Regions from separate parts of the Homo sapiens genome. Here all the other regions are linked to region 1. Evidence: chromatin contacts called from ENCODE Hi-C or POLR2A ChIA-PET data. All regions are on one chromosome and are shown on one strand. The core of a region is the stretch at or near the end of the contact, and the rest is flanking DNA. Distances in the headings are between cores, read along the strand shown. Region 1 holds the start of HNRNPUL1 (heterogeneous nuclear ribonucleoprotein U like 1). Region 2 holds the start of SAMD4B (sterile alpha motif domain containing 4B). Region 3 holds the start of PSMC4 (proteasome 26S subunit, ATPase 4). Region 4 has its middle 47 kb from the start of MAP3K10. Region 5 holds the start of DYRK1B (dual specificity tyrosine phosphorylation regulated kinase 1B). Region 6 holds the start of CIC (capicua transcriptional repressor).

Region 1 (5,116 bases), core at 887-3,386:
CACCCTGGGCAACATAGCGAGACCCCCCATCTGTATTTAAAAAAAAGAGAAAGAAAGCTGCTTTTTTCTTTTTTGAGACGGAGTTTCACTTTTGTTGCCCAGGCTGGAGTGCAATGGCGTAATCTCGGCTGACTGCAACCTCCCCCTCCCAAGTTCAAGCGATTCTCCTGCCTCAGCCTCCCGAGTAGCTGGGACTACAGGCGCACACCACCAGATCCGGTTAATATTTGTATTTTTAGTAGAGACAGGGTTTCACTATGCTGGCCAGACTGGTCTTGAACTCCTGACCTCGTGATCCGCCCGCCTCGGCCTCCCAAAGTGCTGGAATAACAGGCGTGAGCCACTGCACTCGGCCCGAAAGCTGCTTTTTTTCTAACTGAAGATTCACGCCGTCCCATATCAGGTTTTCCTCTCCTCAGACAACCGCAGGTCTACCCGAACCCATTCCCAGAGTCACAGCTCCTGGCTGATGAAGAGTTCCGTGCTGCTCCCCGAGGGCCCCCACTCCCTGGGTACACAAATAACTGCTTCTGGGAACCGTCGAGATTTCTCCTGGAGACGCTCAGGTCCAGAAACATTCCCCACACTCCACTCTGAGGCCTCCAGTGAAGTCAACAGGTTTCTTTCTCTTTGCTCCCTACGGCCTCCCCCCTCCCCATATTCGCTAAGCCAGATACGTACTCCTGTGCTGGACACAGGATCCTCTGTCTCCCGCCACATATTTCATCCACTTGGAATGTTACCAACTCATCTGCCCCCATCCCACCCCCAGCTACCCTCTGTTCTCCAAAAACCCCACAGTTAGCTCCAGACCAGTCAGCAGCAGCCTCAAGAGTTATTTGCCCTCAGTTTTCTTAGCTCTAGACCCCCAGATCCTTTGTCCAGGAAAGCATCCTCTCCCCCGCCAGCCTCTGGACACCAGGGCTCCCTATACCTCTTCTAGAAGCCAACCAGAAAGTCCCCAGATCTCCCAGCACCTAATGTCCAGGCTGTGCCTGCTTCAAGGGTGGCCTTCCAGCCCCGGAAGAGAGATGGGGGTGCCCCCTAGTTCAATCTCCCGCAGCCCCTAAATGCTCACTAGCCAAACTCCAAAGCACTGAGTCCATTAGGACCCTCCCCAGCCACAGACACCAGCGCCTCCACCTCTCCCACCCACCCCCGTACCCAAATAGGAGAACGCCCAGGATCGCATCCAGCGGCATATTCCAGGATCCTCCTTCCTCAGAACTCTCGCAGCCCCGCACACCTGGACATTCCTTCCCCACCCTGGAAACACGGCTCCCCACCCCCCAGCCCACACGCTGGGCTAGCACGACCGCCAAGCCCACGGAGCTCCGTACCCTAGGATCCCCATTTTCGAGACCCTCCCCAACCCAAACGGAAAACCTCTTGTTCTTCCGACTCTCTTCGGCTCCAGAAAGCAGTTTCCGGTCTCCGATCCCTACGGTACGGAATCCTCCCCGCCACCCCCGTCCCTCACCTCCGAAACCCAGAGGCCCCTCCCCCAGTGTCCCCCCTGCACTGAGTGTCAGGATCCACCCTCCGGTCGTGCTGGGGCCCTGGTCCCCAGATCCTTTTCGGCGGCGGGTAGCGGGATCCCCCGATCCTCAGGTCGTCTCCCCGACCTCAGGCGCTGGACTCCCGCGTCCCACAGCCCTTTCCTCGGCCCAGGCTCCGGGCTCCCCGGCCCCCGCCCCGCGCACTCTCACAATGTCCGTCCGGCCCCGAGTAGCCGCCGGGCTCCGCGTGCGGCTGCAGCCCGGGCGGCGGTGGCTGCGCGGTCCCCTCCAGCTCGGAGCCCCCCTCGGTCTCGACCTCCTCGTTGATGTGCCCGGGTCGCCCCGGTTCGTCGTCGGCGTCGAGCTCCCGCTCGTCGTCAGGCTCCTCGGCCTCCAACGCCGCCTGCAGCCGCTCAGCAAGCTCGGCCTTGAGGCCTCGAGTGTCCAGGCCGCGGCGCTGCAGCTCCTCGCGAAGTTCGTTCACCTTCAGACGGCGCACATCCATGGCCCGGGCCCCCGGGGTGGCCCCCGAGCCCGGCCCGGCCTCCCAGGGCTCTGTCCCCCTTAAACCTTTCCTGTCAGGAGGCGAAGGGGGAAAGGGGGGGGGCCCACTCCAATGGCGGCAGCGGCTCAAAATGGCCGCCGCCACCGCCTCCCCCCTCACTCGTGCCTCGTCCGATGTTACATGAGTGCCAATTGGTCAGTGCGTGGGGCAACGGGCGCGGGCCCGGAAACCTAGCCAATCAGAGCGCCGTTTTCAAAACAACGGCCACGAGAAGGCCTAGGAGCTACTGGGGAGGAAGCGTTGGCCTACGTCGAAGCCGAGGCCGGAGCGGAGGGCGGGAAAAGGCAGGAGGCGGAGCGCTTGCTGATTGGGTAACTCTCGCGCGCCGGCTGCCGTAAGGTCCAATGAAAATAAGGGAGTAACAATTTGGTCCAATCAACGGTAAGATCTCAGAATGAGTGTCCCACGGCCTTTCCTGCGCAGTCCTTTCATCAAACTAAGTGTCTCTGTAACACACATTCCGATTGGTGTACATCTCCCGCCCCTTGAGGAGTCCGAGCGGGTAAAACCACTAGAACCAATCAAATGGAGGGTCGGCAGAAACCCCTCCTTCCTGTTGCCTTTAAGAAACCGGAAAGAGATGAATTCACCAGGAGCCCGCCCCTTGCCGTTAGGGCGGTTTCAAAACAATCTGCCCACCAATCGCAGTTATTGTCTTAGCTCACTAAAGCTGGTAGCGATGGCTCATTTTAGGAAAAGTTCACCAGATTGGCCGTGCTTCAGAGGACTGCCTCACAAATTTCGCTGTAGGAGGAGGTATACGAAATAGAGATTAAGTGGATACACAGTTCGTAATCTGGAAGGAACCCAGTTGCCTTTAGGAAAAGCAAAATTTTGAGTTGAGAGAGTCCCGAAGGTTTGGCTATAGAAACTAGACTAACAACGGGAGGCAAGTTGTAAAGGACACGGCCTCCCCTTCCCTTGGGTAGTCCGCGGCCGCCTTGCTCTATGGTCGGGTACCTGACGTGGAACGGGCGCTCTGCACGCGACCATAGAGCCTTCCCCTCCCGAAAGACATCCAGAAGTTCACCGACCGCTCTCCCGAATCCTCTAATCGGCTGTTCCCGTAAATCGGGCTGTCTGGCGTCTGTACCGACAAGCTCAACCCCACGGATCCGTCATTAACCTTCGCGCTCAGGAATACAAAAGCCACAGAGCTTCCCAGTGTCTAACGCTGCACCACCTGTCGCCTCTAACTCAAAACAAAACTCGAGTAAGACGCAATCGGGATACATGATGCAGACTCCCACTGCCTCCTGAGCCACACGTTAAGCCCGCAAAAGCCACACACTATCTCTACTCAGACAAAGGCACACCCCGCAGTCGTAAACAAACAGGCGTGCGTCAGATCAGACGCATCCAGTTCTTTTTTTTGTTGTTCTTTTTTTTTTTTTTTTTTTTTTGAGACGGAGTCTCGCTCTTGTTACCCTGGCTGGAGTGCAGGGCCTCTATCTCAGCTCACCGCAACCTCCGCCTCCCGTGTTCAAGCGATTCTCCTGCCTCAGCCTTCCGAGTAGCTGGGATTACAGGTCCCCGCCACCATGCCCGACTAATTTTTGTATTTTTAGTAGAGACGGGGTTTCACCATGTTGGCCAGGCTGGTCTCGAACTCCTGACCTCAAGTGATCCGCCCGCCTCGGCCTCCCAAAGTGCTGGGATTACAGGCGTGAGCCACCGCGCCCGGCCCCAATTCCGATCTGCTTTGGGTAAGGCACCCCGCTGCAGTGTAGATGTGCCCACTACGGTCCGCAGAGGCAGGCGGCATCGAATAATAAAGATAACACAGGATAGTTGCACTACAAGCGAACACTACAGCAACCCAAACACACAGCACCCACTCAGCAGCGGGACAGACACTCACGTGGGCCCAGAGGTTCCAGTCCAGACACCCCGCCCCTCGCCCACGTCCGACTTCCTCTCTCTCTCTCTCCTCCCAGCTTCCCACAATGATTTGTTCTAAAAAAGTTTGTGGCCCGGATTGAACTGTCCCCGGTTCTCAGGAGCCGCCACTGGAGGGCGTCCGGGCGCTGCCAAGGGTTTCTCCATTTGCTGCCGGCCACACCCGCGAACGCCCGCTCGCGAGTGCGTGCCAGACACGGTGGGCTGGTCTTCGCTGGAGGCCCTTTGTGGGTCCGTGATGATCGGAGGTGTTCTGTGCCTGTGTTTCTATGTCAGTCTGAACGTTCGGGGTTGTGAGTACCTGTTGTACTCTACATGTCTCTTGAGTATTTGTGTCACTTGACTCTAGGTCTGTGTCTCTTCCTATTCGTGGCGGGTATCTGCCTGAGCATGTTTGTAAATATGCTTGTGTCTGTGTAATTCTGTGTGTCTGTGTTACTCTATGCGTCTGAGTTTCAGTCTCTGTATTTGTGACCAGGTCCTCCTGGGTGTGTCCATTAATTCATGTGTCTGTTAGTTTGCGGCGGAACAGGTGTGTGTGTGTGTGTGTGTGTCTGTGATCCTGGATCTGTATGCCAGTTCCTCACTGGGGGTTTCTGAGAACCTGCATCTCTTTGCTTGTATGTCTTTTTGTCTATCTGTGTGTTCATTTCTACCCTCTCTAGTGAGGACAGAATTCCAAGACCCTACCAAGCCCTTCTTTTTTCTGATGGGGGAACTGAATTGCCAGGGAATGGGGCCACATCACAGCTAAAAGGAGACAAGAGGAGACAGAAGCTCGTTGATATACAAAGTTTTATGTGACCTGAGCCCCTCTGGAGGCACCAGAGTCCACACTCTGTACTCAGAAGGTGAGGGATTGGCTCACGGGGGCAACATGGCCCGAAAGGTGGGAGATCGTCCATCCCCTGCGGGAAAGGAGGCATCCCTAATGCATTGCACAGGCTTGAAGGGGGCACACCCCCACAGTTGGGGAGGAGGAAGCAATGATAGCTAAGAAGGAGAGGGGCACCCCAAAGAATACTACAGTATAGGGTTAGAACCTTGAAATTGCACCTAATAGTCTAGACCTGTGGACCTTTAGAATCTTAGAAACTTAGAACATTTGAGTCTTAGAACTACAGTGCCTAGAACTATAAGATTTTAGAAATGT
Region 2 (5,053 bases), core at 666-3,165, 1.9 Mb after region 1:
AGTCTCCAAAAGAGTATATGGGGAAGGCGGGGTCTTCTGAGAGAGTGTCAGAGGAGAGGGTTTTTCAGAAAGAATTATAGGACTTTCTCAGAGCAAGAGCTCGGGTTATTTTGGGGGAAAATTAGGTGTGTGTGAGGGTCTTCTTCAAGGGATTCTAGAGGATTTAGGGGACCTGTGTGAGCAAGTTCAGGGAGGGATATCTCTAGAAAAGTCCCTTAGTAAGGCAGAAGTATTGATTCAAGGGGTTCTGGTGGTGTCAGGAAGGTCTTGGAGGGATTTCAAGAACATACGTCAGGAGGGCTCCAGGGGGTCGCTGGGGTCTCTAAGCTGTGTGTGTGTGTGGGGGGGGGGGGTCCTGAAAACCTGCATATCAGAGGGGTCACCAAGAGAATCTTACGGTCTTACAGGGGTTGTGAGGAGGATCTTCAGAAAATTCCTCTAAAACCGGTCTGCAAGGGGGGATTCTGAGGTGTTAGTGAAGGGGAGTTCTACGGGATCTGAGAGAAAAACCATGAGGAAAGTTTTCAGGATCCTTAAACAATTTTTGGAGCGTGTGATGTGGGGGACTGGAAAAGATGTGGAGTATGTAAAAGGGATTTTGGAAGAAGCTTTTGGAATATGATGCTGAGAGTCCTCTGGAGATTTCAGGCAATTGCTGGAGATTTTTAGAATGAGTGGGGGTGGGGAAGGGGATCCCGGTGAAGATCACTGGGCTACATGAGGGTGATCTCTAGGGCATTTTAGGGTGGTGAGACCAGGGGGAGACAGGAGGCCTCTGGGGGAGACTTTTGGGATCTGTGGAAAGGTCCAGAGGGATACGTGAAGGGGGAGTGTGTATGAGAGATGGTTGCAATACGGTGGGGAGGGGGATGGAGTCTTCTAGGTGAGTTTTTGGGATCTGGGGGCATTTCACAAAGTCTGTGAGGAAGATTTATTTTGGGGATATGGGAAGGAGATCTTCAGGGAAGATGATCACGGTCCGTCGGGGGCATTCTGAAGGACTTCTGGGAGGGGGAATCAGAAATGCAGGGGGTATGAGCGGAAAATCTCCAAGGAGGTTTCTGGAATGGGGTAAGTGGGAGGGAAAATTCTTAGGATCCGGGAGGGGGAAGTCGGGTGAGCCTGTTGGGCTGTGAGAGGCAGGGCTCCGGGGGAGAGTTCTGGAATGGACAGGGGTCCGGAGGGAGCCTTGGGGAGGTGTGCAGGGCTCGTGAGGGAGGCTCCTGGAGCAGCTATGAGAGCCACGCTGTGGAATGGACGAGGAGTGGCCTCCGAGGACTATTTCTGGAGACAGGAGGAGGACGGGGGCTTCGGGGCCAAAGGGCGGGGGTCTGCGAGGAAAGCTGCTGGGACCCATGAAGGGCTCGAGGAGGCGACTCCACGGGAGGGGTGGGTTTTGCGGGGACCTTTCAGGGCGCACACGGGGGATCGGCAGGCTTTCCGGGGCTCTCCGAGGGGGATGTGCGGGGGGTCCTGAGGAGAGGCCCCCGGCCCGGCCCCTCGGCAATCCCGAGGGCATGAGAAAGATTTCGGAGGGAAGCTTCGGCCAGGGCCCAGGAGGGAGACTGGGGACGGGCGCGGGGCTTCTCCCGTGGGGCCCGGCCCCCCGAGGCCCGCGTTCCGCACCCGCCCGCCGCCGCCGCCCGCGGTTCGGGGTCCCTGAGGGGGCGGGGCCGCCCGCGCGGCCTGGGTCGCCCTGAGGGGAGCCCCGCGCGCCCCGACTCGCCGCCGCCCCGCGCCGGCCCGGCCCGAGACTCACCGCCTCGGCCTTCGCCGCCACCGCCGCCGCTCGGGCCTCCTCAGGCCACCGCCGCCGCCGTCGCCCCCTCTCGGGCCCGCAAGCTCCCCTCCCTCCTCCCGCACCGACCACCGCCGCCGCCGCCGCCGCCGCCGTCGCGCTGCGTCACCGCGCCGTGCGTCACCGCCCCTGGCCCCGCCCCGACGGGGGCCGCCGCGCGCCGGCATTAGCTCACGCCCGGGTGACGAACGGCGCGCCAGCCAACGGGCGGCGAGGGCAGCCCGAAGGGCGGGAGGTGTGAGCCGAGTAAGGCGGGGTCGCGGCGAGGGGGGAGCGACGGTGGTGGAACGGGGCCCAAGAGGCCCGCCCCCTCCTCGGCGGGATTGGTCGGACGTGGGGGTGACGGGCAGTCGGCCAGGCCTGGGGTTTGGGGCTGGGGGGCGGGGAAGGGGCGGGGCGCGCGGGGCGTTGCCCAGGGCAACGGGCCCGGCGGAGTCTGAGGTTGGGCCTCCAGGCCCGCAGGGGGCAGGCTCGCGCGCGTCCACCCCAGCTGCCCCGAGCGAAGTCACAGTTCCTGATTCAGGCGTTCCAGGCCTCCTCTTCCCCGCCCCTTGGGTGGCCCGCCTCACCCAAGGCTGTCCTCAGTGGGCGTCTGCACTCGGGCTTCTGGGCGCTCGGCTTTCTCATCGCGCTGTTCTCAGCCTTGCCGCTTGCTCTCTCCGATGGGAATGGCGAGGCGAGATCTAGCCTTTAGGGTGGGAAGAGAATGCACAGAAAGCGCTAAGGATCAAGGAGGCTGTCAATAAACGGGAGTTGTTGCTGTGACTTTGGTTGTGATCTGTGCGTTCCACAAACTGTATTGGGTCCGGGTGAACTAATCAGAGGGACCTGTGTTCAGAAGGCTCTCGGTGACAGAGATCTGGCTTGTTACAGGCACTTAGAGAGGCAGTCGGGATGGAGGGTCGAGTTGAAGACAGGGAGGGGTGAGGAACGAGCAGAGGCCAGTTGTTTGGCCACTTGAGGGAGTTTGGACTTGTCCCGAGGGCACTAGGGAGCCGTGAAGGGCTTCAAGCCGGGGAGGATCATGGTGAGTCTGGGGTTTTGGAGAGATGTCTCTCTGGCTTATACATGGAGGGCGGATTGGAGGGAATGAAACGGGATCGGGAGTCCAGGGAGGCAGCTGGGGGAGGGGGTGGGGAAGAAAGAGGGGGTTTGCACGAGGGAGGGACTGTGGGGAGGGAAGGAGGTGCAGGTGGGAGGGACGCCCTGGAGGCAGAGCGAACGGGCCCTGACACTGGCTGGCTATGGAGTGGAAGGGGGAGAAAAGTTTAGGACCAGGCCCCTCTAGCCGGGAGACTGGGCGCCAGAAGCAGGTTGGGAAGATACTAAGCCCAATGTGGATGCCTAGTAGCGAGGTCCAGGAGGTGCACAAACCCTGGGTCTGGAGCTTAAGGGAGAAATTGAGGCTGGAGACCAAGATTTAAGGATCGTCAAAGATGGTAATTGAGGCTGTGGGAGTTAGGGGTCTAGCCCGGGGAGGGTATGAAGGGTCACTGGAGACAGGGACTGAACAGAACCCTGAAACAGAGAGGCAGGATTTGAGCAAAGGAATTGACGCTGTCGATGAATATTGCAAAAGGCAGCCAGAGAGAGGAAAACCAGGAGAGTGTGGCATTATAGACGCTTTGAGGAAAGGCTGTTTCACCAGGGTGGGGCCATGTCACAAACCCCATCCACTACCTCCTGCATTTAAGCAACAGCCTTCACACTGCATAGAATTATTGTGCTCATTAACTGCTGGTTCATTAATTCATTCAATAATATTTCTTGACTATCTAATATGTGCCAGGCTCTGCTTAAGGTGCTAGAAACACAACAATAGGATGAGCGCGGTGGCTCACACCTGTAATCCCAGCATTTTGGGAGGCCGAGGCAGGTGTTCGAGACCAGCCTGACCAACATGGTGAAATCCCATCTCTACTAAAAATACAAAATTAGCGGGGCGTGGTGGCACATGCCTGTAGTCCCAGCTACTTGGGAGGCTGAGGCAAGAGAATCGCTTGAACCCGGGTGGCGGAGGTTGCAGTGAGCCAAGATCGTGCCATTGCACTCCAGCCTGGGCAACAACAGTGAAACTCCGTCTCAAAAAAAAAACAAAAAAAAAACAAAAAGACTTACATTCTAGTTCTTGGGGACACAAACAATAAGGAAATACAGTGTAACTTCGTGATAAGTACCAAGGAGAAAAAGAAAGCAGTGGCTGGGCATGGTGACTCATGCCTGTAATCCCAGCACTTTGGGAGGCTGAGGCTGGTGGATCACTTGAGGCCAGGAGTTTGAGACCAGCCTGGCCAAAGTGGCAAAACCCTGTCTCTACTAAAAATGCCAAAAATTAACTGGGCATAGTGATGCGTGCCTGTAGTTCCAGCTACTCAGGAGGGTGAGGCAGGAGAATCACTTGAACCCAGGAGTCGGAGGTTGCAATAAGCCGAGATTTGCCATTGCACTCTAGCCCAGGTGACAGAGCGAGACTATGTCTCTAAATAAATAAACAAATAAATAACAAGAAAGCAGCTAAGGGAATGGAGTAATGCAGCCAGAATTAATTTACATGGGGAAAGGCCTCTTTCATTAGGTGAGACTGAAACAGAAATCTGAAGGAATGAAGGAGAAAGTGGGTTCCAGAAAGAGAAAACAGCAAGTGCAAAGGCCATGTAGTAGGATCATTCACAGAACCACAAAGGGGCCAGCATTGCTGGAGTGGAGTGAGCAAAAGAGGGCAGTGAAGGACAAGGTCCAAGAGGCAATGGGGTAGGGGTGGTGACAGATAACTTAGTATTTTAGTCATTGTTGGTGTGTGTGTGTGTGTGTGTGTGTGTGTGTGTGGGGGGGGGGGGCAGGGTCTCACTCTGTTGCCCAGACTGGATTGTAGTGGTGCGATCGCGGCTCACTGCAACCTCGGCTCACTGCAACCCCTGCCTCCTGGGTTCAAGTGATTCTCCTGCCTCAGCCTCTGGAGTAGCTGGAACTACAGCCGTATGCCATCAAACCTGGCTAAGTTTTGTATTTTTAGTAGAGATGGGGTTTCACCATGTTGCCCAGGCTGGTCTTGAACTCCTGGACTCAAGTGATCTGCCTGCCTCGGCCTCCCAAAGTGTTGGGATTACAGGCGTGAGCCACTGCGCCTGGCCTGCTGTTTGGTTTTTAGAGATAGGATCTTACTCTGTCACCTGGGCTGGAGTGCAGTGGTGTGATCCTAGCTCACTGCAGCCTCAAACTCCTGGGCTCAAGTGATCCTCCCAACCTCAGCCTCCC
Region 3 (4,421 bases), core at 1,108-3,607, 1.3 Mb after region 1:
AACCTCCACCTCCTGGGTTCAACAGATCCTGTGCCTCAACCACCTGCGTAGCTGGGATGGCAAGTGTGTGCCACCACACCCAGCTAATTTTTATATTTTCAGTAGAGACGGGGTTTTGCCATGTTGCCCAGCCTGGTCTCAAACTTCTGGCCTCAAGTGATCTGCCCACCTGAGTCTCCCAAAGTACTGGGATTATACGTGTGAGGCACCATGCCTGGCCTCAGAGCCCAATCTCTTAACACTCCTACTCATCGTTTCAAACTGCAGGCCCCAAACCAGTAGTAGTTGTGAAATCAATTTGGAAGGTCATGACCAGAACTGTGTTTAAAGCAAAACAGACTAGAATAGGATAGAAAACATCAGCATATACCACACCTAGTAAGGCTAAATATTTCATGGTGAAACTTATGTTTTACACATCTATCTAAAAAGTAAGAGACAGATACAGATAATCACAATGTAAAATACATTTCTGGCCAGGTGCAGTGGGGCTCAGGCCTGTAATCCCAACACTTTCGGAGGGTGAGGCGGGTGGATCGCCTGAGGTCAGGAGTTCAAGACCAGACTGGCCAACATGGTGAAACCCTGTCTCTACTAATAATACAAAAATTAGCCAGACTTGGTGGTCCATGCCTGTAATCCCAGCTACTTGGGAGGCTGAGACAGGAGAATCGTGTGAACCTGGGAGGTGGAGGTTGCAGTGAGCCGAGATCATGCCATTGCACTCCAGCCTGGACAAGAGCAAAACTCTGTCTCAAAACAAAAAACAAACAAACAAAAAAAACATAGATATACATATATATATGTGTATATATATATATATGTATGTATTTCTACCTTTCGATCAGTCAAAATACTCTGAAGAACATTGCACTGCACTGCCCTGCCTTGTTTGCTGCTGCCTAGCACATGGTAGGAAATAGTTGTTAAGTGGACAGATGAATGAATGAGGTGTCCTTAGCACACCTGTGGTAGAGCCCACGATGGCTGTATTCTGATCCACAGCCTCCAGAAATTGTCCGATGACCAGCGGGATGCTTTGGATTCGCTTCACCTCCTCCTGGGCATGGAGAAATTCCTTTTTCAGGTTCTTTTGCTCATCTTTGATGTATTCCTCCTGCACCTCCAGGAACTCCAGCTCTTGCTGCAGCTTCTGCGAGCAGAGAGGGGACAGAAGGGGATGGCTCCAGACTTGCTGATCCAGAGAGTGGTGGAAAGTGGGGAAGAGTATGAGATGTCAGGTCCTGTGCAAGGTCTGGGTTGGGGGTCGAATGTACCTTGTAGCGGCTGTACAGGTCCTCCAGGTCCTCAGGCTCAGGGCCCAGGAAGGACAGGCCGGTCTGGGGCCGGGACACGGACAGTGCTGGGATCTCATCCTAGACGAAAGGGGATAACTCACATTGGAAGAAGACAGTCCTCTCATGAAAGCTTCCCAACTTCACTAATGTTTGTTCCCCTCCCCACTTCACCCTGATGTCACTTAGCCCCTAACAGACCCCTGATATCTTAAGACCCTCTAAATAGATCCTGGAAACCTTTTGGCCACCTAAACAAGCTCTTTATGTCAACTTGCCCCTCAAACAGATCTTATGTTATCATATACCACTCATAACATGTCCCCAGTGTCACACAACCCCCAACTAGGATCTAAACGTCACATCAACTCCTTATCAGACCCAAATGCCACCCAATCCCCTTCAAGAGGTTCCTAATGTCACATGGCTCTCCTAGATAGGCTGTTAAAGTGACTGCGCCTTCAACGAGTCCCAACATTCCCCAGTTTCCCCTCAAAGATCCCTTATGTCACAGTCTCCTAACTCACCTTAGACCTAAATATCACTCAGGCAAGCCACAGATAATACTTAACTACCCGCCCCATTACCCCCATCAGCAAAGCCCTGAACATCAGTCAGCCCCGCAGCCCAGACCCGGGGATCACTCGGCCGCACGGCGGGATCCCATATATCACTCACCGCCTGACCCAATCCCAACGCCGGGCCACCGACCTCACTAAGCACTACCGGCCAGGGTTCGAAATCAATCCGTCTCAAAGACCCACTAACGTCACTCACTCCCCCAGCCCCGCTTTCTGAGCCTTACCTCCTACCATCACTCGGCCACCCAGACAGGCCTTCGAATGGCACAAAGCTCTCCACCGAGGCCTCTAAAATAACCCCAACCTGGGCCGGGGTCCTGGAAGCCATTCCTCCCCCCACTCAGGTCTGGCTTCACCCTCTCCCCGCGAGCCCGGCCCGGACTAAAAAGCCCAAGTCCCCACTGTACCTGAGCCTTCTCCACCAAGATGCCTATCTCCTCCATAGTGACCAAGCCGGCCTCTGTGTGGCCTGGGATGATCTGTCACCGCTTCCGCTGACGACAACGGAAGTCCCTGGCTGAGGAGGCTTCTGGGAAGTGTAGTTTAAGTTACGGCTGAGAGGTGCTGGAAGGGCAGGATAGGACGAAGGGCTGGTCTGGGCTCCGCCCTCAACATAAGCTCATGCGCTGTCCGTACCCGCAGGCGCGAGGGCGGGACGGGAGCTGTGGGCGTGCGCAGTATCACGCGGTGGCGCCATCTCGCCCTGCCGTGGAGGGCTGGGGGTTCTCTCCGGGAGGTGGCGCAGCCCCGTTGCTCTTTCAACGGAGTAAGTTCGCAGAGCTCTGGCACGGACAGTCTGGCGGCCAACTGCTCTTCGCTTTCTAGTGTCTGGGCTGGAGGGTCCTTGAGCTGGGTTCCACAGAAGGGATTGATCGTACGGGCGGGTAAGGTCTCCACGTGGCGCTGATCCAAAGATTGTGCGCCGCGCGGGCGTGGGAAGATCCGAGCTGCCCCTGAAGGTGACATTTCATACTGGGCTTTACCCCGGGATTGAGGAGCCCCGAGCCCGCAGTGAGCAACCAATCGAGTAGAACCCACGCGTCTGGGCTGGGGAAAAGGAGGCAGCGAGTGCCCAGAAGTTGGGTAGCACAGGAGATCCATAGACCTTAGTTCTGTATCCCAGGTTTCCGCCTTACAGATCTATGCCAGGTCCTGCGCTTAAGCTTTACAGGCATCATCGTCGCAAGTATTATGTTTCCTCATTTATAGAGAAGGAGACAAGCTCAGAGCCACGAAGCCACCAGCCACAGTCAACAATGTGCCGAAGGGACAAAGCATAGATTGGGACCCAGGTCTGTCTGTCCCCAAAGCCTGTACTCTTGGCCCCAGGGAAACACTGCTACCCTTCACACCAGCTACAATTTTTGTTAAGTAAACCTTTTATTGAAGTTAAATAAAGAGAAGAGCACAAATCATTACAGCTCGACAAAATTACACAAAGTGAACATGCCCATACAACCTGAATCCAGATCGCAAAACCAAACAGTAGAAGCCTCATGTGCTCCCCTTTCCCCCATCCCTTCTTCTCCCCCCTCCACTCCCCGCCCCGAGACGGAGTCTCACTCTGTTGCCCAGGCTAATATTTGTATTTTTAGTAGAGACAGGGTTTCACCATGTTGGCCAGGCCGGTCACAAACTCCTGACCTCAAGTGATCTGCCTGCCTTGGCCTCCCAAAGTGCTGGGATTATAGGCGTGAGCCACCACATCCGGCCTCCCGATCCCTTCTAAAGGTTATCATTCATCTGTTTTTTTCTTTTTTTTTTAAGAGCTAGAGTCTCTGTCGCCCAGGCTGGAGTGCAGTGGCACGATCATAGCTCACTAGAGTCTCCAACTGCTGGCCTCAAGCTATCCTCTCTCCTCAGCCTCTGAAAGCACTGGGATTACAGGCATGACCCACCCCATGTAGCCTTTAAAAATATATCTTTTGAAAGAGATTCTTGCTCTGTTGCCCAGGCTGGAGTGCAGTGGTGAGATCACTACTCACTCCAGGTTCAACCTCCCAGACTCAAGCAATCCTATACCTCAGCTTCCCAAGCACCTGGAACTACAGGCGTGTGCCACCACGCCTTGCTAATTTTAAAATGTTTTTTGTAGAGATAGGGTTTCGCTGTGTTGCCCAGGCTGGTCACGAACTCCTGGACTCAGATGATCCTCCCACTTCAGCCTTCCAAAGTGCTGGGATTACAGACATGAGCCACTGTGCCTGGCTGGACTCGCCCTGACTTGTAACAGCTGGGTTACTTTTGTTTGTTTTGAATTCTCCTTCTCTCTAGACCAGTACTCTGTGTACTGTGTTTGGTTTCTTTTAGTTAATGTTGTTTTTGTGAGATTCATGCATACCGTGTGTAGAAATAGTTCTTTCATTTTCATTCTGGATGGTTTCCATTTTATGACTATGCCCTATACCTCAGACTGGATATTTTCCAGTTTAGGGGTGTTATAGTGCTATTGTTACTGGGGGTCCTTGTTCTTAGAGCTCCCAAGATGGTGGTGGGCCGCTTCCAAGATGGCAGTAAGTCTCTTGTTCTCTGACCTGGGGTTCTT
Region 4 (4,783 bases), core at 1,846-4,345, 1.1 Mb after region 1:
CCAACATGGTAAAACCCCATCTGTACTAAAAATACAAAAATTAGTCAGGCATGGTGGTGGGTGCCTGTAGTCCCAGCTACTTGGGAGGCTGAGGCACGAGAATTGCTTGAATCCGGGAGGAGGAGTTTGCAGTGAGCTGAAATTGCACCACTGCACTCCACCCTGGGCAGCAGAGTGAGACTCAGTCTCAAAAAAAACATGGCTGGGCACAGTGGCTCATGCCTGTAATCCCAGCATTTTGGGAGACCGAGGCAGACTTGAGGTCAGGAGTTTGAGACCAGCCTAGTCAACATGGTAAAACCCCATCTCTACTAAAAAACAAAAATTAGCTGGGTGTGGTGGCAGGTTCCTATAATTCCAGCTACTTGGGAGTCTGAGGCATGAGAATCCCTTGAACCCAGAGGTGGAGGTTGCAGTGAGCTGAGATTGTGCCACTGAGCTCCAGCCTGGGTGACAGGGGGAGACTTCATCTCAAACAACAACAACAACAAACAACAACAACAACAACAACAAAACAAAACCAAAAAACAAAAGAAAAGAAAAAGTTTCTCTTGCCCCACAAGGCTTGGCTAAGTATTAATAATAATTAAGAAGGTTTATACATCCTAATCCCTAGAACCTGTGAACGTTCCCTTATATGGCAAAATGGACTCTCAGATGTGATTAAGTTTGTTCAGTTGGGGAAATGATCCTGGGTTACCTGGGTGGGTCCTGAATAGAATCACAAAGATCCTTACAAGAGGGACACAGGAGAAGTTGGTCAGAGGGATGTCGATGTGACAATGGAAGCAAACATTAGAGGGATGCGGGTTTGTTTGTTTGTTTGTTTTTTGAGACGAAGTGCAGTGGTGTGATCTCAGCTCTTTGCAACCTCCGCCTCCTGGGTTCAAGCAATTCTCCTGCCTCAACCTCCTGAGTAGCTGGGATTGCAGGTGCTCACCATTACGTCTGGCTAATTTTTATATTTTTAGTGGAGATGGGGTTTTGTCATGTTGGCTAGGCTGGTCTTGAACTCCTGACCTCAGGTGATCCACCCGCCTTGGTCTTCCTAAGTGCTGGAATTACAGGCATGAGCCACCTCACCCAGCCGAGGGCCACTTTTGGAGAAGGAGGAGGGGGCCACGAGCCAGGGGATACGGGTGGCTAAAAAGACAAGGACATAAGGTCTTCCCTCAGTGCCTCCAGAAAGAATCAGCCCTGCCAACCACTTGACTTTAGCCCAGGGAAGCTGATTGCTGGCTTCTGACCTCCAGAACTGTAAGAGAATAAATCTGTGTTATTTCCTTTCTTTTCTCTTTCTTGTTTGCTTGCCCAGGGAAGCTGATTGTTGGCTTCTGACCTCCAGAACAGTAAGAGAATAAACTTCCTAACTTCCTTCCTTCCTTCCTTCCTTCCTTCCTTCCTTCCTTCCTTCCTTCCTTCCTCTCTTTCTCTCTCTCTCTCTCATTCTTTCTTTCGTCTCAAATCCCTGGGCTCAAGTGATCCACCCACCTCAGCCTCCCAAAGTGCTGGGATTATAGGTGCGAGCCACCTTGCCCAGCCAATCTGTGTTGATTTGGGGTTTGTGGGAGTTTTGCAGCATGGCCACTCAGTATGGAGTGCTTGGATCTGAGCTTCTCTGGTCCCTTGGCCTAGTAAGGCTCAAGATAGCTTTGCCCTGTCCTAAGTGTCTTACTTCTGTTAAAACAGTTTATTCTCATGACAACCTCTAGGAGGTAGGCATTGTCATATCTCAGTTTTATGTGTGTGGTCACAGAATCAGAGAGGTTAAGTGATTTGATTAAGGTCACGCAGCTAGTAAGTGAGGGAGCCAGAATATAAATCTAGACCATTTGAATCTGGATCAGAAGTTCTCCACGTTTGATCTCACTATAATCTTGTAAGTGAGCCGGGTGTGAAGGCTCACCTGGTACCTGTAATCCCAGCACCTTGGGAGGCCAAGGCAGGAGGATCACTTGAGCCCAGGAGTTCAAGGTTGCAGTGAGCCGAGATCACACCACTGCACTTCAGCCTGGCCAACAGAGTGAGACCCTGTCTTTAAAAAAAAAAAAAAAAAAAAAAAAAAAGGCCAGGCTTGGTGGCTCACGCCTGTAATCCCAGCACTTTGGGAGGCTGAGGTGGGTGGATCAACTAGGTCAGGAGTTTGAGACCAGCCTGGCAAACATGGTGAAACCCCGTCTCTACTAAAAATAAAAATTAGCCGGGCATGGTGGCATGTGCCTGTAATCCCATCTACTTGGGAGGATGAGGCTGGATAATTGCTTGAACCTGGGAGGTGGAGGTTGTAGTGAGCCGAGATCAAGCCACTGCACTCTAGCCTGGGTGACAGAGCAAGACTCCATCTCGGGAAAAAAAAAAAAAAATTCTTGCAAGTGGAGAGAGAATTGCAACCTTTGTGGCACCTTTAGACACTTCCAAAGCGTTTGTGTTTCATAGAGAATGCTTTTCTTTTTGATGTAAGTCTATTTCTTAACACATTAGAAAGAAAGAGAGTTTCCCGTGGAGGAGCTTTGTCATTGTCAGGAAATGCTGCATTTCAAGTGGTTTCACAGCTAGCATAACGTTGTAAAAGCAAAAATATATTCAAATTTATTTGACATTGCAGAGGCCCAAAATGGTGCTGATCAAGATGTCTGGTACAGTTCTTTTCACAGGGTGCTCTGATTTCATCAGCCAGCATTCCTAATTTAAAATAAGGAAAACAAAGGCAAAGTCCCCAGCTTCCCAAATCTGTACGATTATTCCTTTGTTTTCAATTCTGTGATGGAGATGATTTTTTTTTTCCCCTGAAGAAACGCAGATCTCCTTATTGGTGGATCTTTTTCTCTGCAAGAGGCTTTGCTTCTAATTTATTAGGTATTGATTCATATAATAAAAATCTTCCTTTTAAAAAACAAAGTACTACATTTCTTTGTTAAAAAAAAAAAAAAAACCCCAGGAAGTTCTTAAAATAGGAGTTCCTGAAATTCAGCGAAACACACAAATTGTGTTATTTTAAGGCAAGCCACTTGTAACCACATGTAAGTCAAGAAATAGAATTTGCCAGCTGTTCATAAGCCTCTCCACGTGCCCTAGCCCAGGCGCCCAGGCCCAGCCCCTCCCTTCTCTCTACCAAAATTAACCCTCAGCCTGACTTTTTTTTTTTTTTTTTTTTAAGATAGAGTCTCACTCTGTCATCCAGGCTGGAGTGAGGTGGCATGAGCTCGGCTCACTGCTACCTCCACTTCCCAGGTTCAAGTGATTCTCATGCCTCAGCCTCACCAGTAGCGAGATTACAGATGTGCACCACCACACTCAGGTAATTTTTTTGTATTTTTAGTAGAGATGGGGTTTCGCCATGTTGACCAGGCTGATCTTGAATTCCTGACCTCAGGTGATCCGCCCGCCTGGACCTCCCAAAGTGCTGGGATTACAGGCGTGAGCCACCGTGCCTGGCCAGCCTGACTTTTATAGCAATCATCTCTGTGTTTCTTTATAGTAATTAGTTATCCAAATGTGTGTCCATAGTTTAGTTTTGCCCTTTACAACTTCTAAAATGTTATTATTATGCCTCTTTTTTCTTATTCAGAGAATGTTGAATTCTCAAAGAAAAAAAGAGAATTTTGAATTGTAGTGACATCAGCATACGTTTTGAAGTATGTGAATATATATGCATATCTGAATATATATGTGCATATATAAAATTTTAAAATATCAATACTATCACTAGTAATATGATGACTAAATATAGTTTAAGATTTTCTTATGGTGCTTTTTTTTCCAGGAGGATATACCCCATTAGGGATTTATGTCAAATTAATATATCTTAAATTACTTTAAGACATTGTTTTAGCCTGGGCAACATAATGAGACCCCATCTCTATAAAAAGTAAAAAATTAGCTGGGCGTGGTCACACACGTCTGCAGTCCCAGCTACTCTGGAGGTTGAGGTGGGAGGATCGCTTGAGCCCAGGAAGTGGAGGCTGCAGTGAGCTGTGATCATACCACTGCACTCCATCCTGGGTGACAGAACAAGACCCTGTCTCAAGAAAACAAAAAACCAAAACCATTGTTTTGTGGGTGATTGAGTCCCAATCGCAAAAATTGTTTTGACATTCCATTTACTTGGAAAATATAAACCAATGAACATATGTATTCATTTTCCTCTCTATTGAGCAAAAGGTACATCCTGTTCATACCAATTTGCACCTTGGTTTTTTCACTTAACTACATCTTGGAGGTGACTATATATGTGTGTACACATGGGCCGGGTGTGGTGGCTCACGCCTGTAATCCCAGGACCTTTGGGAGGCTGAGGTGGGCGGATCACTTGAGGTCAGGAGTTCAAGACCAGCCTGGTAAAAATGACAAAACCCCATCTTTACTAAAAATACAAAAATTAGCAGGGCGTCATGGTACGTGCCTGTAGTCCCAGCTACTAGGGAGGTTGAGGCAGGAGAATGGCTTGTATCCTGGGAGGTGCAAGTTACAGTGAGCTGAGATCGTGCCATTGCACTCCAGCCTGGGCGGCAGAGCAAGACTGTCTCAAAACAAAACAAAACAAACAAATAGTCAAAAAAACAAAACAAAAAAACACGTGTGTACACACTTGTACATACACACACATCACATATATATGTAATCTTAATATATCTTATTTTCACAGCTGTACAGTGCTCTGTATTTGTGGATATAGCATAGTTGAATTAAGCAGCACCCTCTTCATGGCTATTGCAATAGTTTCCAGTTTTTTGCTATCATGCGTAGGGCTCCAGTGAAGAGGCACGTTCATATGAAGTTTCCT
Region 5 (4,718 bases), core at 1,910-4,409, 1.4 Mb after region 1:
TACTTTGTTTAAAAAAACATTCAAAGATATAATATAAAAGTTGAAAAGCCTTATAAACCACCGCCAGAAGTAACTGATGAGAACAATTTGATGTCTGCTTTTCCCAGGTTTTAAATAATCAGTTTTCATTATACCACCTTTTCATTTTTTGAAAAGTCACACTGGCTTAAAAACATTATTTTTCATTCTGCTCCTTTTTCTTTCTGTGTTTTATTTTTCCCATGCACTCATACCATCCCCTTTGTTCTGCAACTTGTTTTCATTTCACAGTCCTGCGGACACTCTTGCCTATAAGTGCTCACTCACTCTTACTTGTCTTTTTGATGACGTGTCTGTCTCCCCACCAGACCTGGGAGCGTCTCGAGGGCAGGGTCCGGGTCTGACTCGTCTCTATGTCCCCCACGCCCGGCCCAGGGCTGGCCACAGAGTAGGTGGCAACCATGGTTTACAAGAAGAGTGGATGAATGATGTGACTGTGGGTTTTGGACTCATCTTGGGACACTGGAGGGAGGGGGACCAGTGGAGGTGGGGAGTGAAACTGGAGGCAGGGAGAATCTCCCAGGAACCTGCTGGTGATGGGCATAGGCCCCATGGGAGGATCTGGGGTGATCCCTGTGACTCCAACTTTTAACTGCTGCTCCTTTCTCCTTAGCAATGGTGGATGTGATCTTTGCTGATGTGGCCCAGCCAGACCAGACCCGGATTGTGGCCCTGAATGCCCACACCTTCCTGCGTAATGGAGGACACTTTGTGATTTCCATTAAGGTGCGGGGTTTGGAAGAGTCTAAGATGGGGTGGCAGTGTTCTAGGGAGGTATCTTCTCTATCTGTATCTGTCAAATAGCCACCCAAAACAGAGGGGCCAAGTCTGCAAAACTATAGCTTTGGATTTAAAGAGGCAGGAGAGTGCAGCGGTCAAGTGCAAAATTGAGTCTGACCATCTGAGTTTAATCCCAGCCTGCTGTGTGACTGAGCAAGTTACTTAACCTATATGCCTCAGTTTCCTCACTTATGAAATAGAAATATTGTCTAGTCTTTTTCAGGGTAGATGACAGGATCAAATTAGTCAATATAATATGAAGTGTTTAGAAAAGATCCTGGCATAGAATAGATACTAGATAAAAGCTAGGTGCATCTTTCACAGCATTTTTATTTGGAAATAATGGAGAACTCTCCCATGCACCCTTCACAAGGTTCACCATTTGTTAGCCTTTTGCTACATTTGTTTTATTATTCTCAACTGCATTATTACTATTATTAAAGAAGAGGAAGTAGAAATAAGCCAAACAATTCCTGGGTATAAAATTTAAGCACTGGCTTTTAGATAAATAGGACTGTTTAAGGCTTCCTGCTTCAAATCCAAAACAAAACTAAAAACTTTTTTTTTTTTTAATTTGAGACAGAGTCTCGCTCTGTCACCAAGGCTGGCGTGAAGTGGTGCAATCTCAGCTCACTGCAACCTCTGCCTCCCAGGTTCAAGCAATTCTTCTGCCTCAGCCTCCTAAGTAGCTGGGACTACAGGCGTGTGCCACCACACCTGGCTAACTTTTATATTTTTAGTGGAGACGGGGTTTTGCCATGTTGCTCAGGCTGCTCTGGAGCTCCTGAGCTCAGGCAATCTGCCTGTCTCAGGCTCCCAAAGTGCTAGGATTACAGGCACGAGCCACTGCACCCAGCCAAAAACTTTCATTAAGCCTTTTATCACATTTCCTAAACCCGAGTGTCTTAGCCCATTTTATGCAGCTATCACAGAATGCTATAGACTGGGTAATTTATTTATTTTTATTTTTATTTTTATTTTTTTGAGATGGAGTCTTACTCTGTCACCAGGTTGGAGTGCAGTGGTACGATCTCGGCTCACTGCAACCTCCAGTTCCTGGGTTCAAGCGATTCTCCTGCGTCAGCTTCCCGAGTAGGTGGGACTACAGGTGTGCGCCACCACACCCGACTAATTTTTGTATTTTTAGTAGAGATAGGGTTTCACCGTGTTGGCCAGGATGGTCTCAATCTCCTGATTTCGTGATTGAGCCACCTCGGCCTCCCAAAGTGCTGGGATTACAGGCGTGAGCCACCACGCCCAGCCTTAGACTGGGTAATTTATAATGAATGGAAATTTATTTGGCTCCCAGTTCCAAAGGCTGGAAAGTCCAAGATTGGAGGTCTGAATCTGGCGAGGGCCTTCTTGCTGTCATCCATTGGCAGAAGGGTGAGAGCAAGATAGAAAGGGGGCATAATCATCCTTTTAATCAGCAACCCACTCTTGTGATAATAGCATTACTCTATTCAGGAAGGCAGAGGCCTCATGACCTGAATCATCTCTCGAAGGTCCCACCTCTCAACTCTTGCATTTAAGGGTTACGTTTCCAACACATGAACTTTGGGGGACACACTAGAACCATAGCACTGAGTTTTACTTGAATTAATAATGAAAACATCTGGTTTAAAGAGCACACAAGAGAAAAACAGCCCAAAGCCCTGTTGTAGACATTAGTCCTTTCTCCTCTTTAGGCCAACTGCATTGACTCCACAGCCTCAGCCGAGGCCGTGTTTGCCTCCGAAGTGAAAAAGATGCAACAGGAGAACATGAAGCCGCAGGAGCAGTTGACCCTTGAGCCATATGAAAGAGACCATGCCGTGGTCGTGGGAGTGTACAGGTGAGCAGGGGCCCAGCAATACACCAAGACAGACATCTCTGTCCCTTGCACCCCGAGTGCCATGATCCTGGGGACCCTCCTTCATCACCTATCTTCCTCTCACAGGCCACCCCCCAAGGTGAAGAACTGAAGTTCAGCGCTGTCAGGATTGCGAGAGATGTGTGTTGATACTGTTGCACGTGTGTTTTTCTATTAAAAGACTCATCCGTCTCCCATGTCTGCTGCTCATTCCTCCCCTTGACCTGCTGACACAGGGAGCACGCACCCTTGGTCAATTTTGCGGGGTTGGGTAAATTCTCACTCGGTCACAGAGCGCATGCTCCGTTTCTAGCTGCCTTTGCGCAGCGGCAGCCTGGATTTCGGTTCTTGGGTGGGATTGGTAGCTCGCTGCGCATGCGTGCAGGTAAGCGGCCATCTCGCGCAGGCGGAGTGTCAGTGTGGGTCACGTGAGGGGAGCGGAGAGGGAGGGATGGGGGCGGAGTCCAGGGCGTGGGGGGGCCGGTTTGTTGTGGTCGCCATTTTGCTGGTTGCATTACTGGGTAATCGGGGCCCTGGCTTGCCGCGTCCGCCGGATACCCTCAGCCAGTGGGCAGGTCTGAGCTCGGGCTCCCCGAGCAGTTTGAGTCCCCTTGCCCGCTCCTTCAGGTAACGGCGCGGGGACGGGTGGGGCGGCAAGCGGTCGCAGGGAGGTGGGCAGGACGGGATCCGCCCTGCTCCCGTCGCCGTGAGACTTAGCACGAGGCCAAGGGAGGAGAGGAGGGGGGTGGCAGGCAGGTGCGGGCCCTGCCTGGCTATTCATAGTTGAATTCCTGGAACCGGCCAAGCCCGAGGAAGCAGTTGCAGGAGGGAGGCTGGGAGGGGGTAGCCGGGCCCCACTCCCGCCCTTTGTTTGGGCTCAGCTCCGCGGGCCGCTTCTTCGTCGCCTAGCAACAGCTGCCCTAGGCTGTGATTGGCTGAGCTCTTGGCACCAGCGACCAATGGTACAGTTGTTGCCATGGCAGGTGCCGATTGCCAAGCTCAGTCGGGCCCCGCCTTCCGGTCTCAGCAGGCCCAGGAGGGCCTCCTGGGTGGGGGGCGGGACGCCGGGTCCCTAGGGGCTGGTGGTCACTCAGGGTGGGGCGTGTCGCCCCTCCCCCGTCCACCTGCTCTACTCTTCCCCCGCGTGCCCTGGGCTGACCCTTGTCCCCTCCTCTCCCCGCCCCCGGTGGCAGTGGCGGCTGCTGTTGTCACCCACCGGGCCTCCTGTCCCGCTTGCCCTCCCCGCCGCGGGGCCGGCCGGGCCAGAGACAGGCGGTCGCCTTTTCAGCGCCGCCACCGCCGCCATGCTGGCCGCTCGCCCACCCCACTGGGGGCCCCACCGCGCCCCAGCCCCCCGTGGGCCCCGCGCCAGCCCTGACCCGGGTAGGGGGTGGGGGCTGGGAGAGATGATCCTGGTGTGGGAGGGCCCCGGAGAAGAGGTGGTTTTTTGGGGGAAGCTCCAAGGGTGGAGGAGTCGTGGAGTGGCAAGGCATGGAATAGGAGAAAGGGATTTGACATGGGGGAGAGAGTGGCCCATGGGGAGAAGATTTTTGCTGTAGCTGACAACTCTGGGAGGAGAGAACCCTATGTGATAACTTGGGGATTTGACTTTGAGGCCCTCTAGGAGTGGACACAGTTGTGGAATGACCCTGGTATAAAGAGGGGTGCCTGGAGAAAGGTCTGTGGTAGGAATATTAGGGTGTGTGTGTGTGTGTAGGGGGGCAAGGAAGCAGTGTAGGGGAGAAAAGGATGATCACTCTAAACTGTGGGAAGAGACACCTCCTCCTTCTCCCATCAGGAGGAGTGGGCCTTGATTGGGATGGGATATTGGAGTAATATGGGGAAGAACCCTGTTGTGGTAGGGGGAATTGGGATATGGTACAGGGAGACTACCTGGAAGGCTGGTTCCTAATATGGAGGACCTGAAATAGGGAAGCGGTCTTGGCATGATATGGAGAGGGTCCCCTAGGAAAATCGTGCCCTGGTGGATGAGAATGCTGTAGAGATAGGACTCTGTTCTATAGAGGTTCTCAGATAACTTTGGTGT
Region 6 (4,641 bases), core at 830-3,329, 1.0 Mb before region 1:
GACAACTTGTCCAAGATCATCCAGGTGGGAAACAGCAGTGCTAGGGTCTGAACCCAGGCTCTCTGGCTCCAGAGTCCGTGCTCCTGACCATTTCAGTGTGCTGCCTGTCACATGATCCAGAGGGCACATTTACTCGCACTGTCACCATGCAGAGAGTACATGCACTCAGACACACACACACATGCACAAGTACCAAGTCACAAAAAGGGTGGTGACTGGGCTGTGATATGAGCCTTTCTCCACCCCCCCACCCTCCCTCTGCCCCTCTGGGCAGCCTGGCATGGCCAGGCACTGTGGGAAGAAGTGGGCAGCTGAGAGTCCCGAGGGACGGCTGCCCACTCTGCTCTGCACCCTAGGGCTGCCAGGTACAGCCATCTCCCCAGATCCTGGCAGGGAGCAGGCAGGGGCATGTCTGGGGCAAGAGCTCATACCCAGCACTGCCACGGGGCCGTGCATGAGCACACGCACGCGCACAAACACACACACACGCACAGAAGCACGCACACGTCATCACACAGTGGGACACAGAGCTACACCCCAGGGTTTCTCTGTCCCACTGGATGGGAGCCTGCTCCTCCCCCCACAGCACCCAGCGTGATACCCGCAAGCCCAGCCCCCCTCTTCTTGCCTGCATGCATCCCCGCCCTGGCTGGGCTGGCTCTGGCAGGGTGGCTGAGTCGGCTAGCCCCCCGCAGGCCCCCAAATATGCCCTCCAACTCCAAGTGGGGATAGGTGGGATAAGGTCAAAGAAAGCAGGACAAGCCCAACAGGCCAACCTCACCCACTTCCTGAACAGTCATTACTGCCCGCCCCCTTTCGAGCTGCCCTGAGAAAAGAAAAGGGGAAAAAACTTTACTCTGAAGTGACTAAGAGAACCTGAGAGGCCAAAACAGAGGCCTCTAGGAGGGTTGGGGGACCCAGAACCATAAGCCAAACACAATGAGAGGCAACCCCGACTCAGTCTTCCAGCTACTGGGGGACCCTTGACCTCATGCTCTCTCACTAGGGGCCTGCTCCTCCTGTGGACCCTGGAGTCCCAGGCCTGCCCTTTCTTGGGCCAATCCTGGGGTCCTCACAGGCAGAGCCTGGAGGGCGTCCCGGGGCTGGCACCCAAATGCCCAGAAGTTGGGCAGCCATCACCACCTAATACCCGCTGACCCACTAGACTACCATGTTGGGGACTGAGATCTGGCTCCAGTTTTTTCCAAGCACAAACCTTTGCATACCCCACCCAGGGCCTACAACTATGCCGCCTGGACCCCTAGACCTTGCTGCCTGGCCCAGCCTCTCTTCGCCCCAGAGCTGCTTTCTTTCCCCTAGGGCCTACTCTCTTCCTGTCCACCCTGTCTGAATAACTCCCACCCAAGCCCCGGGGGCCCTCACCTTCCTCAGATCTGAGTAGTAACTCCCGGAGCCCAGGCCAGCCCAGGCCCTGGCTCTTTGGGGTCTCATACCCTCTGTTCCCATTAGCCCTCCTGGCACCAGCTTCTCTGACACTCTCTCTCTCATCCTGTCACTACCTCTATCTCTACCTCTCGGTTAAAATGCCCTAGGCCCCCTCCTGTCACCCCCTCCTTGTCACCCCCATTTATCTCTGTCACCTATTCCTCCCAGTCACTGTCCTGTCAGCCATCTCCGGACCTGTCACCTTCTCTCCCCATCACCTCTCCTTGTCACACTCTCCAACTCTGTCCCCTCCCTCTCCCTGTCACCCTGATCTAGTCCTGTCACCCCTCCATTCCTGTTACCCTTCTTTGCCCACCACCCCCTCCCCCAGTTACCCTTTTTCTGTCAAACCCCCACCACTTCCTCCACTCCCTCCTCCCTTCCCACCATTCCGCCCACCCCTTTCCCCCTGTACCCCCTCCCCGTCCCTGCCACCTGTCCCCTCTCGGCCCCCAGCCCCCCGGACCCCCCTTTCCTGTGTCAGCCCTGGCCCCGCCCCTCACCTTGGGCTCGGCGGGGTTTCGGGGCGGGGGGCCGTGGCCCCGGCTCGGTCCGGTCCGGTCCCTCCCCGCCCCCCCTCCGGCTCTCCCTCTCGATTCTCCCTTTTTTTTTTACTCCAACACACAAAATGGTGAATGGACCTGCAACAGCTGGAGCAGCCAGCCAATCAGCGATCACAACCCCACTGACCGGCGCCAGCCTAGACCAATAGATATCCGCAGACTGGTCGGCTCCGCCTCTCGACGACGAGCGACGCTCGCGGCGACCAATTGGGCCCATCGGGCAGCGCTAGGGGGCGGGGCCAAAGTCCAAGACCGGCCTCCCTCCGGGACCGACACCAACCTGAGCCTACGACTGCCTGATCTGCCTAGGGCCCTACCCTACAACAAGTGAAGGACACCAGTCGTGTCCAATTGCAGGCCGTCTTAGTTCCAAATGACAAATACAGTACCCAGTCGCCATGCAGCCTAGGCCGGAACCCAGCCTCTGTGAGGGACAGTAGCCAATGAAATGAAAGGAGGAGGGGCTAAGGGACGGGTTGTCCAATGAACGGAGGTAGAAGGCGTGGCCCGAACGTTTGTTGACCGGCTAGTCGCAGTTCCTGCTGGGAACCGTAGTCTTCTCACGTCTTCGGCCCATAGCCGACAGTACAAGGCAGACTACAACTCCCATGTGACAGAGTGCTTGGAGCACCAAAGAAACCCGGCGAGGAGAAAAAGTCGAAAAGGGCAGTTCGTCGTGAGTCTCACTGGACGCCAGGAGTATCTTAGACCCAGGGCCCCGACTCACCCGTATTCCTGGCTCTGGCGTCGCCGGTGGCTCCTCTCAGTGGCAGCGGTAGCGGCACGAGGGGGAGGTGCAAGGAGCAGCCAACCGCCACCCGCGAGCCCCGCAGCCAATCAGCAGCGGCCGGGGCGGTGCAATGACCTCACCGGTTCTACTCTCTTACCCCTCCCCCACGTGGTTGTTGCTGCCGGTAGACGGAGTAGGGAAGTTTGGATTGGGGGAGGGGAGGAGAACCAGTGATGTCACCTTTCCCCTTGTTGATTGGCTGCCGGGTGGCCGGGACTACGACCAATTGACGGTCTCGAAAAGTCTGGCGCGGCCCCGCGGAAAGCCCTGTTGCCACCGGGAGGGGAGAGAACGCGCGCTTGTGGGGTGTCGCGCGCTGCAGTATAGGCAACGCGCGCGGCCTGGGGCCCGGGGGACAGGTCACCTCCTCCAAGAGTTTGACATTTAGGACAGCGCAGTTTGACAGCCCACTAGGCATTGGGGCAGGGGGCCGAGATGACGAAATGCAGCGCTTCTTGGGGCTTCGCACTGCATTACGTGGAGAGCTACACTTTGTGGGTGTACGCCCCTGACAGAGGCAGATTTTTAAAGATCCCAGGGGTAGGAGGGTATCACACTGGAGTGGAGGAGGACAGGGAGATGCCCTGTTTGTAGTAGATGCCTGCTGCCCAGATACGGGTTTACAACCAGATGGTGAACCTGTCTGCAATGCATCTATGCCCTCCACTTTGTATTCGCCCTGGTCCGAGGCTAATGGGAAGCAATATGGGTACGCTGGCCGCAGGGAGGCTTTCTTTTGCCTGTGACAGGTTCAGATTCCACACTGGAATTCACACCACTTGTGAGGAAACTGCATCCAGTCTATTGCAAGTCATACTGTCCATGAAACACTCAAACTACGTGTGAAAGAATGTGCTAGGGCATAGAGCTAGTTCATAGCATAGAAGAAATATTAGTTGTCCAATGGGGTTCATGGAATATGAAGGATATTCACATCTATGAGAAAGTCCCACTGTTCACAAATTATTTGTGTTGAGATTGGGGGAAATTCACTGTCCACGAGGAGTTCACACTCGGAAGGAATCTTATAACCTACACTGTTGTTATTATTATTATTATTTTTTTCCCCGAAACAGAGTCTTGCTCTGTCGCCCAGACTGGAGTGCAATGTCGCAACCTCGGCTCACTGCAACCTCCGCCTCCTGGGTTCAAGTGTTTCTCCTGTCTAAGCCTCCTGAGTAGCTGGGATTACAGGCACACACCACCACACCCGGCTAATTTTTGTATTTTTAGTACACACGGGGTTTCACCATGTTGGTCAGGATGGTCTTGAACTCCTGACCTCATGATCCACCCACTTCGGCCTCCCAAAGTACTGGGATTACAGGCGTGAGCCACTGCGCCCGGCCCTGTTACATTATTTATATAATCTTAAACTATCATACTACTAGTACTACTGCAATATAATTGTATTTATTTATTTATTTATTTATTTGAGATGGAGTCTCGCTCTGTTGCCCAGGCCGGAATGCAGTGGCATGATCTCGGCTCACTGCACACTCCGCCTCCCGGGTTCACGCCTCAGGCTCCCGAGTAGCTGGGACTACAGGCGCCCGCCACTGCGCCCGGCTAATTTTTTGTATTTTTAGTAGAGACGAGGTTTCACTGTGTTAGCCAGGATGGTCTCGATCCCCTGACCTCGTGATCTGCACGCCTCGGCCTCCCAGAGTGCTGGGATTACAGGTGTGAGCCACTGCACCCGGCCTATTTATTTATTTTTAATTAAATTTGTTTTTTTTTGAGACGGAGTCTTGCTCTGTCACCCAGGCTGGAGTGCAGTGGCGCGATCTCGGCTCACTGCAACCTGTGCCTCCTGGGTTCAAGCGATTCTCCTGCCTTAGC

The links. Hi-C counts contacts between places; a loop is a spot of excess contacts on that map. ChIA-PET counts read pairs that join two places held with the same protein, here RNA polymerase II (POLR2A). Pooled maps may share reads with other maps.
Region 2: a loop to region 1 is called in a map of B cell, with 12 times the contacts of the local background. The contact joins the promoter of SAMD4B here to the promoter of HNRNPUL1 in region 1. A Hi-C loop is called at or near these places in 2 of 168 maps with a recorded cell type or tissue (B cell and naive thymus-derived CD4-positive, alpha-beta T cell), 1 of 37 single-sample maps with no recorded cell type and 8 of 50 pooled maps. POLR2A ChIA-PET finds 5 or more read pairs at or near these places in 1 of 52 experiments (naive thymus-derived CD4-positive, alpha-beta T cell).
Region 3: a pooled map shows a loop between it and region 1 (14-fold over the local background). The contact joins the promoter of PSMC4 here to the promoter of HNRNPUL1 in region 1. A Hi-C loop is called at or near these places in 9 of 50 pooled maps. POLR2A ChIA-PET finds 5 or more read pairs at or near these places in 4 of 52 experiments (CD4-positive, alpha-beta memory T cell, K562, activated B cell and 1 more).
Region 4: a pooled map shows a loop between it and region 1 (6-fold over the local background). The contact joins the enhancer-like site here to the promoter of HNRNPUL1 in region 1. A Hi-C loop is called at or near these places in 3 of 50 pooled maps. POLR2A ChIA-PET finds 5 or more read pairs at or near these places in 2 of 52 experiments (AG04450 and activated naive CD8-positive, alpha-beta T cell).
Region 5: a loop to region 1 is called in a map of naive thymus-derived CD4-positive, alpha-beta T cell, with 11 times the contacts of the local background. The contact joins the promoter of DYRK1B here to the promoter of HNRNPUL1 in region 1. A Hi-C loop is called at or near these places in 2 of 168 maps with a recorded cell type or tissue (ascending aorta and naive thymus-derived CD4-positive, alpha-beta T cell), 1 of 37 single-sample maps with no recorded cell type and 12 of 50 pooled maps.
Region 6: a loop to region 1 is called in a map of CD8-positive, alpha-beta T cell, with 15 times the contacts of the local background. The contact joins the promoter of CIC here to the promoter of HNRNPUL1 in region 1. A Hi-C loop is called at or near these places in 2 of 168 maps with a recorded cell type or tissue (CD8-positive, alpha-beta T cell and naive thymus-derived CD4-positive, alpha-beta T cell) and 9 of 50 pooled maps. POLR2A ChIA-PET finds 5 or more read pairs at or near these places in 2 of 52 experiments (B cell and Caco-2).

What each region holds. Positions count from the first base shown.
Region 1 is chr19:41,261,392-41,266,507 of GRCh38, reverse strand. HNRNPUL1 (heterogeneous nuclear ribonucleoprotein U like 1) reads right to left here and starts at 2,136. Exons shown (of 15, transcript NM_007040.6): 1 at 1,710-2,136. The coding sequence starts at 2,004. AXL (AXL receptor tyrosine kinase) reads right to left here. Exons shown (of 20, transcript NM_021913.5): 20 at 4,742-5,116. RefSeq lists silencers at 1,611-1,660, 1,681-1,750, 1,841-2,080 and enhancers at 2,086-2,624, 2,625-3,164, 3,165-3,704, 4,061-4,150, 4,181-4,230.
Region 2 is chr19:39,339,283-39,344,335 of GRCh38, reverse strand. It overlaps SAMD4B (sterile alpha motif domain containing 4B), which reads right to left and starts at 1,915. Exons shown (of 14, transcript NM_001384574.2): 1 at 1,760-1,915. RefSeq lists a silencer at 1,797-2,226.
Region 3 is chr19:39,969,101-39,973,521 of GRCh38, reverse strand. It overlaps PSMC4 (proteasome 26S subunit, ATPase 4), which reads right to left and starts at 2,357. Exons shown (of 11, transcript NM_006503.4): 1 at 2,284-2,357; 2 at 1,278-1,376; 3 at 967-1,153. The coding sequence starts at 2,319. It overlaps LOC124904720 (a long non-coding RNA gene), which reads left to right and starts at 2,551. Exons shown (of 3, transcript XR_007067260.1): 1 at 2,551-2,642; 2 at 3,086-3,168. RefSeq lists enhancers at 1,394-2,073, 2,098-2,487, 2,988-3,037.
Region 4 is chr19:40,142,108-40,146,890 of GRCh38, reverse strand. No RefSeq gene overlaps it. Among named protein-coding and RNA genes, the nearest start is that of MAP3K10, 47 kb to the left of the region's middle. RefSeq lists enhancers at 1,569-1,618, 2,239-2,388. Within about 2 kb of position 3,095, at least 7 of the 41 ENCODE cell types and tissues checked have a DNase peak (open chromatin) inside an H3K27ac peak, as active enhancers do.
Region 5 is chr19:39,832,603-39,837,320 of GRCh38, reverse strand. DYRK1B (dual specificity tyrosine phosphorylation regulated kinase 1B) reads left to right here and starts at 3,159. Exons shown (of 11, transcript NM_004714.3): 1 at 3,159-3,298. It overlaps FBL (fibrillarin), which reads left to right. Exons shown (of 9, transcript NM_001436.4): 7 at 653-765; 8 at 2,508-2,653; 9 at 2,759-2,863. The coding sequence ends at 2,783. RefSeq lists silencers at 3,347-3,456, 3,717-3,986.
Region 6 is chr19:42,266,690-42,271,330 of GRCh38, reverse strand. It overlaps CIC (capicua transcriptional repressor), which reads right to left and starts at 2,079. Exons shown (of 21, transcript NM_001386298.1): 1 at 1,950-2,079. RefSeq lists enhancers at 371-420, 2,580-3,089.